2 separate regions of the Homo sapiens genome follow, and region 2 is linked to region 1. Evidence: chromatin contacts called from ENCODE Hi-C or POLR2A ChIA-PET data. All regions are on one chromosome and are shown on one strand. Each heading gives the region's core, a stretch centred on a gene start or an enhancer-like site at or near the end of the contact. The rest is flanking DNA. Distances are from core to core; before and after follow the strand shown.

What was found. A loop is a pair of places that touch in the nucleus more often than their neighbours do. ChIA-PET counts read pairs that join two places held with the same protein, here RNA polymerase II (POLR2A). Pooled maps may share reads with other maps.
Region 2: a map of dorsolateral prefrontal cortex shows a loop between it and region 1 (2.9-fold over the local background). The contact joins two enhancer-like sites. A Hi-C loop is called at or near these places in 4 of 168 maps with a recorded cell type or tissue (Caco-2, dorsolateral prefrontal cortex, left cardiac atrium and 1 more) and 3 of 50 pooled maps. POLR2A ChIA-PET finds 5 or more read pairs at or near these places in 2 of 52 experiments (GM12878 and OCI-LY7).

Annotation. Positions count from the first base shown.
Region 1 is chr2:165,632,763-165,637,223 of GRCh38, forward strand. All of the region lies in intron 4 of CSRNP3 (cysteine and serine rich nuclear protein 3), which reads left to right. All of the region lies in intron 1 of LOC124906085 (a long non-coding RNA gene), which reads right to left. Among named protein-coding and RNA genes, the nearest start is that of GALNT3, 160 kb to the right of the region's middle. RefSeq lists enhancers at 1,714-2,293, 2,294-2,872. Within about 2 kb of position 2,294, at least 5 of the 41 ENCODE cell types and tissues checked have a DNase peak (open chromatin) inside an H3K27ac peak, as active enhancers do; they include dorsolateral prefrontal cortex, where a contact is called at or near this core.
Region 2 is chr2:165,677,080-165,681,540 of GRCh38, forward strand. CSRNP3 (cysteine and serine rich nuclear protein 3) reads left to right here. Exons shown (of 7, transcript NM_001172173.2): 7 at 1,622-4,461. The coding sequence ends at 2,674. Among named protein-coding and RNA genes, the nearest start is that of GALNT3, 110 kb to the right of the region's middle. Within about 2 kb of position 1,957, at least 2 of the 41 ENCODE cell types and tissues checked have a DNase peak (open chromatin) inside an H3K27ac peak, as active enhancers do; they include dorsolateral prefrontal cortex, where a contact is called at or near this core.

The DNA of each region.
Region 1 (4,461 bases), core at 1,044-3,543:
TTATTTCATTACTGTTTTATCAGAGCTTTGCATTATCAAGTTGAGTTGAAACAACATGGGCTACATGACTTACCAGCTATCAATTTTCGTTTCCTATCTGCAAAGTAGAAATCCGTTATATCATTTCTAAGGCTATTCCAGAAGGGAATAAAGCCTGAAAAACACTTAGCACTGTGGTAGACATGTGAAAAATATTATCTTCCTTACCTTCTTTTTGATATAATCTGTAATATTTGAACATTTTCTTATGTCATACTTTATGCAAATACAGTATTTCTGTCACGTTAAACTTAGCAAAAAACCACCTAAGTGAACTATACACTGATTGTGTAGTTAAGCTTGTTTAATATCTCTTAAAACATTCATCTCAGTTGTTACCTGAAAATACCGATTTAAGAGACTTAAGTCTAGTGATGCCCTATTCCAAAGGACTTAATAATGTAATGTTATTGCTAAAAGGAAGGCAGCCAAGATTGTCTTTTATTGTTTATTTCTATCACTTAAATCACCTACAACTATGTTGGCATAAGGATCACTAAAGTCCTAGAGTAAGCGGATTTATAGTCTCTGTCTTTAAGAAAGAAAGTAATGGCCTATTGTGAAGCCTCGAATTCTGGCATCGATAATATTTTGATTTTGTTATTTTTCTAGGATTTCTTATGAACCTGTGTGGAAAATATTTAGGTATGTTTTCATTACAAAACGAAAGCAATTTCTTCTGAAAATCGCAGCTTCTTTCGTCTTGCTTTGTTCAGCATTCTAATGCCTTTCTTTGTTTTCCACATAAGAACTTCAATCTCCCAGCTCACAAGCTTTCCAAGACTCCCCACTGAGCACAGAACAAAATCCAGTCCCCTGATCCTAAGATTTAAGCTTGAAACCATGCTAGCCTATTCAGCTATTACATGTTGAATACTAGGGCTGCATCTTACTGCTTTGCTCATTTCCTCCTTGCTGAGGACAATGCCTGGCACATAGTAGTTGCTCCATAAATTTCTGTTAAATATAACTAGTTACTAAAATATAGACAGAAGCTCCTCTGCAATCATTCACTATTTGTGGCTCCCTGAATGTGTTCTTCCCCTTACAACCTCTGGGTACTTTCCTGAACTGTTGAAATCCTGCCCACACTTCCAAGACCCTGCTGCACAAAGCCTCTCATGATCTTTCAGTAGTCAAAATTAATTTCTTCATTGGGTTTTCATAACACTCCTTATGTCTGTTACGCTATTAAACCAATTCATTTATTCTACAAATATTTATTCATAGACTATCTTTGTAAAACATTATTTGAGGTCCAGCCCCGTGGCTCACACCTGTAATCCCAACACTTTGGGAGGCCAAGGCAGGCGGATCTCTTGAGCCCAGGAGTTCGAGACCAGCCTGAGTCACATGGCAAAACCCCGTCTCTACTAAAAATACAAAAAATTAGCCAGGCATGATGGTGTGTGCCTGTAATCCCAGGTACTCAGGAGGCTGAGATGGAAGAATCATCTGAACCTGGGAAGTCAAGGCTGCAGTGAGCTGAGATCGCACCACTGCACTCCACCCTGGGCAATGGGAATGAGATCCTGTCCAAAAAAAGAAAAAAAACACACACAGAAAAACATTATTTGAAAAACATACAAAAAACACATATTGAGCACCTGTTCTGTCTGCCAGGAAATATTCTAGGAATGCAGCATACAGTTGTAAATAAGACCGGCGAAGGGCCCTGTTCTTACAAAGGTTACATTCTGGTGGTCAAGATGGATAAGAAACAGACATATGCATAACATCAAGTAGTGATACAGACTCCAGAAAAAATAAAACAGAGAAAGGAAATAAAGAAGATGGATGAGTAAATAGCTTACGGAAGTTAAGGAAAGGATCTCAGAGAAAGGGATATGAATAGCAACCTAGATTACATTAGGAAGTACCCAGGCCCTGTGCTAGGTGCTAATAATTTAAAGATCAGTGAAGCATGTTCTTTGCTTACAACCTGGTGAAGAAACCTACCTGGAGGTGACAACAATTACACTCTAGTGTCTAGAAAGTACTCCAGTACATCCTGCAGAGGAAAGTCATTCTCACACTGGTATGGTTGCCTTGCTATTTGATGTGCATCTGTGTGCCTTACTTTATTGTTATCTCGTCCAGGAAGGAGCCTGTGTTGTTCACTTTGGTATTTCCCCAGAGTGCTAACAGTCCCTGATGCATTCTAGGCCCAGCAGGCTATTGAATCCAGCCAGTGCAGTCCTGAGGGGAGTGTTCCCAGACTTACACTGCAGCTGGGGAGGAGCCAGCCTGGAGCTCCGGGCTTGGTGTTCTCAGCTGAGGGAGCTGATTGCTCTCCCTCTGTGAATTGCTGTACACACTGAGAAGCCCTGCAGCAGCAGATCTGATGAGTGGGAGAGCTGCCAAAGTGCGCAGCCAGGCTGGGCCCCTGGGGTGCCCGTGAGGGCATCCTCTTATTTTCTGTTTGAAAAGCTGACTGAGATCATAGTGGAGACAAGTGGGCAGAACCTAGACAAAACTCATTCTTTTCTCTGTATATTTATAAAAAATGTACCTCAACACCACATAGGACAATCTGATTCCTTTTGATGACAAGAGCCTGCCTCCATTTTACTCCTGGGAAAAGAAGGAGCTTTAAAGGAAAACTTTAAATTCAAAGTCATTGGAAACCCTTACCCTCCTTCCCAGAGGTACATTTGAGACTACAGTCTCTGGGCTAATCAGGTGCTTTAATAGAGGTTAGCGTTTGGAGAGGGCAAGTGAGACAGAAACAGGATTATTTGTGTTCAGGTAAGAACATGTTATCATAGGATGTTCATGCACACAGGACAAATAGAAATGTCGATACCCTATTTTATTTATTATATTGTTTTCATATGATATAATATTGCCTTGTCTAAAGGCAGTATCTTACCTGATGGTAAAACCAGTCTAGACTTGTTTAGTCTTTGTGTTAAAGGGACAGTAAGCTTACAGATGCTTTAGTCATAGGCCAGTACAGCTCACCAGGGTTGTAGGCCAGAACTACACAATTCTATAGGATTAAACATCTATTTGAGAGTTGCAGGTAGTCAGTGCATGACAAACATGCAACTTTCCCTCCATCTCTTTGGTGCTACCCTTCCTTGCTCCATACCCATTTTTTCTTTCCCTCCTCAATTGTTCCTCTGGAGAATTGTAGAGTCAACTCCCACCATGATGCAGAGCCCTTCACCTCCCCACCAGCTTCTGCTTCAAAGCTCACATATCCAAACACACCATGGGGAGTAAGAAATACACCCAAGGGTAAAGAAACTTGTTTATTGCTATAACCCAGTTTCTTAAACTTACGTAAATGAATGCTACTGTTTTAATAGTATTCCTATTAGTGTTAAGAGAAACAATCTCTTCCATTGGCTCAAATGACCTTTCTTGCTCTTATTAGCTATGGCAAGTGACACATTCATATGTAAGCAGATTGGTAACTTACACAGAAGCTACTTAGAAATTGCCTGGATTCTAGGTGCTTAATATATATTTATTCAGTGAATAAATAAATATGAATGCATGTGTGCATAATTGGATGAATGAATGGATAATTTAGGAGTTTATAGATAAGATTCTCTTTGAGTGAATAACATAGGAAGATGATCTGTATGTTTTCAGAGGCCTGTATATGAGGATAACTGTACTAACTCCATCAATAAGACACGTGTCTTGAGATATTTTCCCAGTAATATTGATATATTTGTGTTTTTCTGATCCATCTCCTCCCATTAAGTTCTCATAACCCATAGCATCAACATTCAAGATGGAACAAGTAATCATTATTGCCATGTCTAACTTTGGCTTCACTAGAACTAAATGAACAAATTAATCACATATACTTAACATAAGTAGGTGTGTAACTATAAAAACATACATATGTAATATTTGTATATGTAAGTCATATGCATATTTTAATTCTAGCAAAACTTAATTCTAACAAAAATATGGTTATTGTTTCCATCCATTCTAAAATTTCATCATGCTAATGCTACTACAATTTTATTATTTTTTAAATAATTAGAGTATTAAGCATTAATTAGTTCATTTACTAATTTTTTTTAATAATGCTAGAGCAAAACACATAGATTTGGTTCATGACTGGTGGCTAGGCAATGAGGGCAGTCACTAGGCAGTAGGGTTGACCTCTATGGAAGACAACCAGCATTCCTATTCACAATGTCCCAGGTGTCATGGCATACTCAGTTCTGATCCAGATAGGTTTGGTTGGCTTGTTTTGTTGTTTTGTTTTTGTTTTTAGCTAAAATTTCTGATAGAATAGCACAAAGTATGGCAGAAGGTATTGCTAGATCAAGGCAACAGGTGAGTCACAGAAATATGATTCTAGGTTGATTCAACAAGGCTATAGCCAGAACTCATAAAATAGCTTGAAATTAAAGGAACAAGTCAATGTCCTGAACAGAAGGAAAGACCTTAACA
Region 2 (4,461 bases), core at 707-3,206, 44 kb after region 1:
TGCCAACTATATGAAATTGGCAAGTCAGGCCCACTGGGTTACTTTCTTTATCTCTAAAATGAAGGAACCGAACTAGGTCAGGGGTTGGCACCCTATAAGTTCACAGGCCAAATCCGACCTTGCCACATGATTTTGTAAATAAAGTTTTATTGGATCACAGCCACATTTTTTTCTTTACATATTGCCTATGACTGCTTTCTTGCTCCTACAGCAGAATTGAGTATTGTGGTTGCCACAGAGCCCATATGGCCCACAAAGCATAAAATATTGACTCCTTTGACCTCTGCAAATAAAAAGTTTACCAACCCCTGATGACTGGCAATCAGATAATTTCCTGGTCCCCCTTCATTTATAATGTCATTGGTGCGCTATGATTAGTGTCACTATTTTATGCAGAAACTTGGCTTTTTCAATAAGGAAAGCAACTCAGGTAGTCAAAAGAAGAGGGCAGTGCCTATCTGCTGAACAGTTGCTTAAGATGGGTTCACAGAAAGATTCATGAGTAAAAAAAAAAAAAAAATACAGATACAAATTCTGGCTCTAATATCTGCTATACTTTTTACTGGGGCCAAGATGATTGTATTAGAATAGTCTGCCTTCTCTTCTTTAGCATAGGAAATTCCATGGCTGGATAAGGTGACAAGCAGAGCAAGTTTTTTTCTCTTGCCTATACTCTGGTCTGCATACAGATTAATCTGTGGAATCTGAGACAATTGGTAAATCTCTCATGAATACCCTTGGATTGTCCAGAACCCCACCTCTCACCTGAGTGAAGAGGTCAGTCCAACACTTGTTGAACCCAAACACTCTATCTTCGGTATCCAATCACCAAAATAGTTTTGGAATATTGATGAAACGTACATGCCCTTCCTTCAAGAAGATTGTATCTAATGGAATGGAGAGGGAAGGGGGGACTCAGGACCTAAACACATGAGTCCCCCAGTCATAGTCATGAATGTGCATATCCATTGCAGCGCTCCAGTACAGTACACACACATGCACCCATGTACCAAGCACCCCAAACAATAAGAAGGTAAGCAAATGAGAGCAAATTGTGAGGTTGCATGATGCTAAGTTGTGTAAGTCCATTTTATAATAAGCAAAGGGAAAAGCACCTTTATAATAAGCAAAAGCAAAAGGAAAAGTTAACATGGGGTACATCATATATGTTAGATTAATAGCATGTGGAGAGGAGTACAGTAAGTTTGCTTGTTTAAAATCAGGCACAAGAGCTGGGGTGCAGCAGAAAGAAAAGGAACTTGGGGGAAAGACAGGAGCATTCAAAACATGGGAGCAAAATTAAAGAAGTGGAGGGAAGGGAAAGTAGGGAATACAGAAAAAAGGGTAGAAAGCCATGGAGTGGGTCAGTGAACTGAAAATACACACTTATGCCCATAACCCATTTTTATTTTGAATATAGGTATAAAAAGCAGTTAACTCTTATGTTTTAAGCCCTCACTTTCCCCTTTTCATTTCTATTTGAAGTTTGGTTGTCATTTGCTCTGGCATATGTGGAATTAAGTGGATGGATTACTTAATTCAAAGAAGTTACTGAAAAGTTCTGGGCGTTTATTTGGTTTGTAATAGTTCCATGGTGCTAATCTGTGTTCTTCCTTCCAAGGTGGATCGTATGTCTTTCCCATGCGGCTGCACTAAAGAAGGATGTAGTAACACAGCAGGTAGAATTGAATTTAATCCTATCCGTGTTCGGACTCACTTTTTGCACACAATAATGAAACTTGAACTGGAGAAAAACCGAGAGCAGCAAATCCCCACGCTGAATGGCTGCCACAGTGAGATAAGTGCTCACAGTAGTTCTATGGGCCCTGTCGCTCACTCCGTAGAATATTCAATCGCAGACAGTTTTGAGATTGAAACTGAGCCCCAGGCTGCAGTGCTGCACCTGCAGTCGGCTGAAGAATTAGATTGCCAAGGAGAGGAGGAGGAAGAAGAGGAGGATGGGAGCAGCTTTTGCAGCGGAGTCACAGATTCTAGCACGCAAAGCTTGGCACCTAGTGAGTCAGACGAGGAGGAGGAGGAAGAAGAAGAGGAAGAGGAGGAGGAGGATGACGATGATGACAAAGGAGATGGCTTCGTGGAAGGTTTGGGCACCCATGCCGAAGTTGTCCCTCTTCCTTCAGTTCTTTGTTATTCTGATGGCACCGCCGTTCACGAAAGCCATGCAAAGAATGCTTCTTTTTATGCCAACTCTTCAACTCTGTATTACCAAATAGATAGCCACATTCCAGGAACTCCAAATCAGATCTCTGAGAACTATTCTGAAAGAGACACTGTCAAAAATGGTACCCTTTCGCTGGTGCCTTACACCATGACCCCGGAGCAATTCGTTGACTATGCCCGACAAGCAGAAGAGGCCTATGGTGCCTCCCACTACCCAGCTGCCAACCCCTCTGTAATCGTTTGCTGCTCCTCTTCCGAAAATGATAGCGGTGTGCCCTGCAATAGTTTATATCCTGAACACAGGTCCAATCACCCTCAAGTGGAATTTCACTCATACTTGAAAGGCCCCTCCCAAGAAGGGTTTGTCTCTGCATTGAATGGTGACAGTCACATTTCAGAGCATCCTGCTGAAAATTCTTTGAGCCTTGCAGAAAAGAGCATATTGCATGAAGAGTGCATCAAATCACCCGTGGTTGAGACAGTCCCTGTTTAGTAGCTTAAATTATTCTAGGACCAACTCTTCTCTTATTTAAGGCACTGTATTTAATTGGATTTCCTGGGCTCATCATTGTTTAAACTGAAGACCAAGAAAACTTGGACGGTGGTTAATCTTCCAGACTGTATTTTGTTTTTTCCTTTCTAGCCACATGACTGTGGCATTGCACAAATACAGTCTCTGTAGGGATTTTAAAAGATTTCAGACTGTTTTGATAGAAAAAGCTAAATTTTAAAATGCATATCTCACAGTTGCCTACCTGTCAAACTGTGTGAAACCTGCCAATCTGTGTAGATCAGAGCTCCAAATTTTGGATTATCGGGCCTGTGCAAGATTGTTAACTAAGGCTGGGAAATAATAAGATTTAGAGTCCTAATTTTCAATATATCTGAAGATAATGATGACTTTTTAATGTAAAAGTAATTATTGTAAGAAAAAGATTTAATTGTTCCATGTGTATTTTATTTATGGTAGTTTAGAAGACATGTTTTGATGAAAATGAACAGCCGCATGTTCATTCAAGCTGAAGATGCATAGCTAGTTCCACAGAGCATGCCCACATGGATTGCATCTGGAATCCATTCACATTTTTATGATCATGACTGATCAGATTTGCAAATTCTTAAGGGTGAAATAGGCCTATTTTTGCTATTTTGGACAAATAAATGATTCTATATGTGCAGGTCCTTACACAGTTTTCTCTAAAGTTAAGAGTTAGGACAATCCTCTGGGGAGAGTCTAGTTCACTGCCCTCCCTCAGCTGACTCCAGAGATGGAGGTAGAAGGAATTGCCTTTCTTTTTTAAACAGCATCATCTTGATTCTTAGCTTGGACAGCACCTTTAAGCTCTACCCCCTACATCAAAATGCACTTTAGTGCCCCTTCACGGTACCTCGTGTGGGGTGGGGACTGAGAACTCTTTGAGATGAAAAAATTTAAAAAAAAATTAAAAAGATCTTTAACTATTATAAGGTTCATATAATTAATATAGAGGAATCATCCAATGATACTTATGAAGGGAAAATGACCTATTTTCCTTCACCACTCTGAGGACCTAACTCAGTAAATGCAGAGGAGGCTGAGGAAACATGGAAGAGACACGACCTCAGCAACCAGCCTTTTCTCCAGCGTGATCAATCCATCTCTACAAAATCAGTGTATAATGAGATTTCCACTTAGTGACTAGCTGATTGAAGGGGGGCCTCTACCCAAATACTCAACTAGGCCTTTCTTTTCTGAAGCATTTTGATTTGTCTTGCCTGGGACAACTAGCAGAACAGTCCAGAATGCATTGCATACTTTCTAATTACCTCACATTCTCTTATTAAAGAGAACAGATAGAAATAAAACATGCACTCCCCACCTTTAGATTACCTGCACTTGGTTCGTCGGAGGACTTCTAGGATCCCGTTTCCCTGTAAATTAATTTAGGTAACTAAATAGTGTAATTCTGCCTTTTTTTTTCCAATGCAATATGACTATGCTAAACCTGTTTCATATTTTTGACCTTCTATTGTTATATCACTTCACATGTTTTATAACTATTTGAAATGCGGACATGACTTGCTATTCAGTGACTGCATCGCTACTTATTTTTTATGTCTTTTAGACTTGGGTGTTTAGAATTATGGATATAAATATATTGTAGATCTCAATTTCTAAAAAAAATATTTTATTTAATTGAACTTAAAAATGCTTGATCTAGAGAAAGTCCTCCAGTGGAAAAGTTTCTACTAAACTTTGTTTTGGGGAAAAAATGTTTACTTGGCAGCTCTTCCACTGTG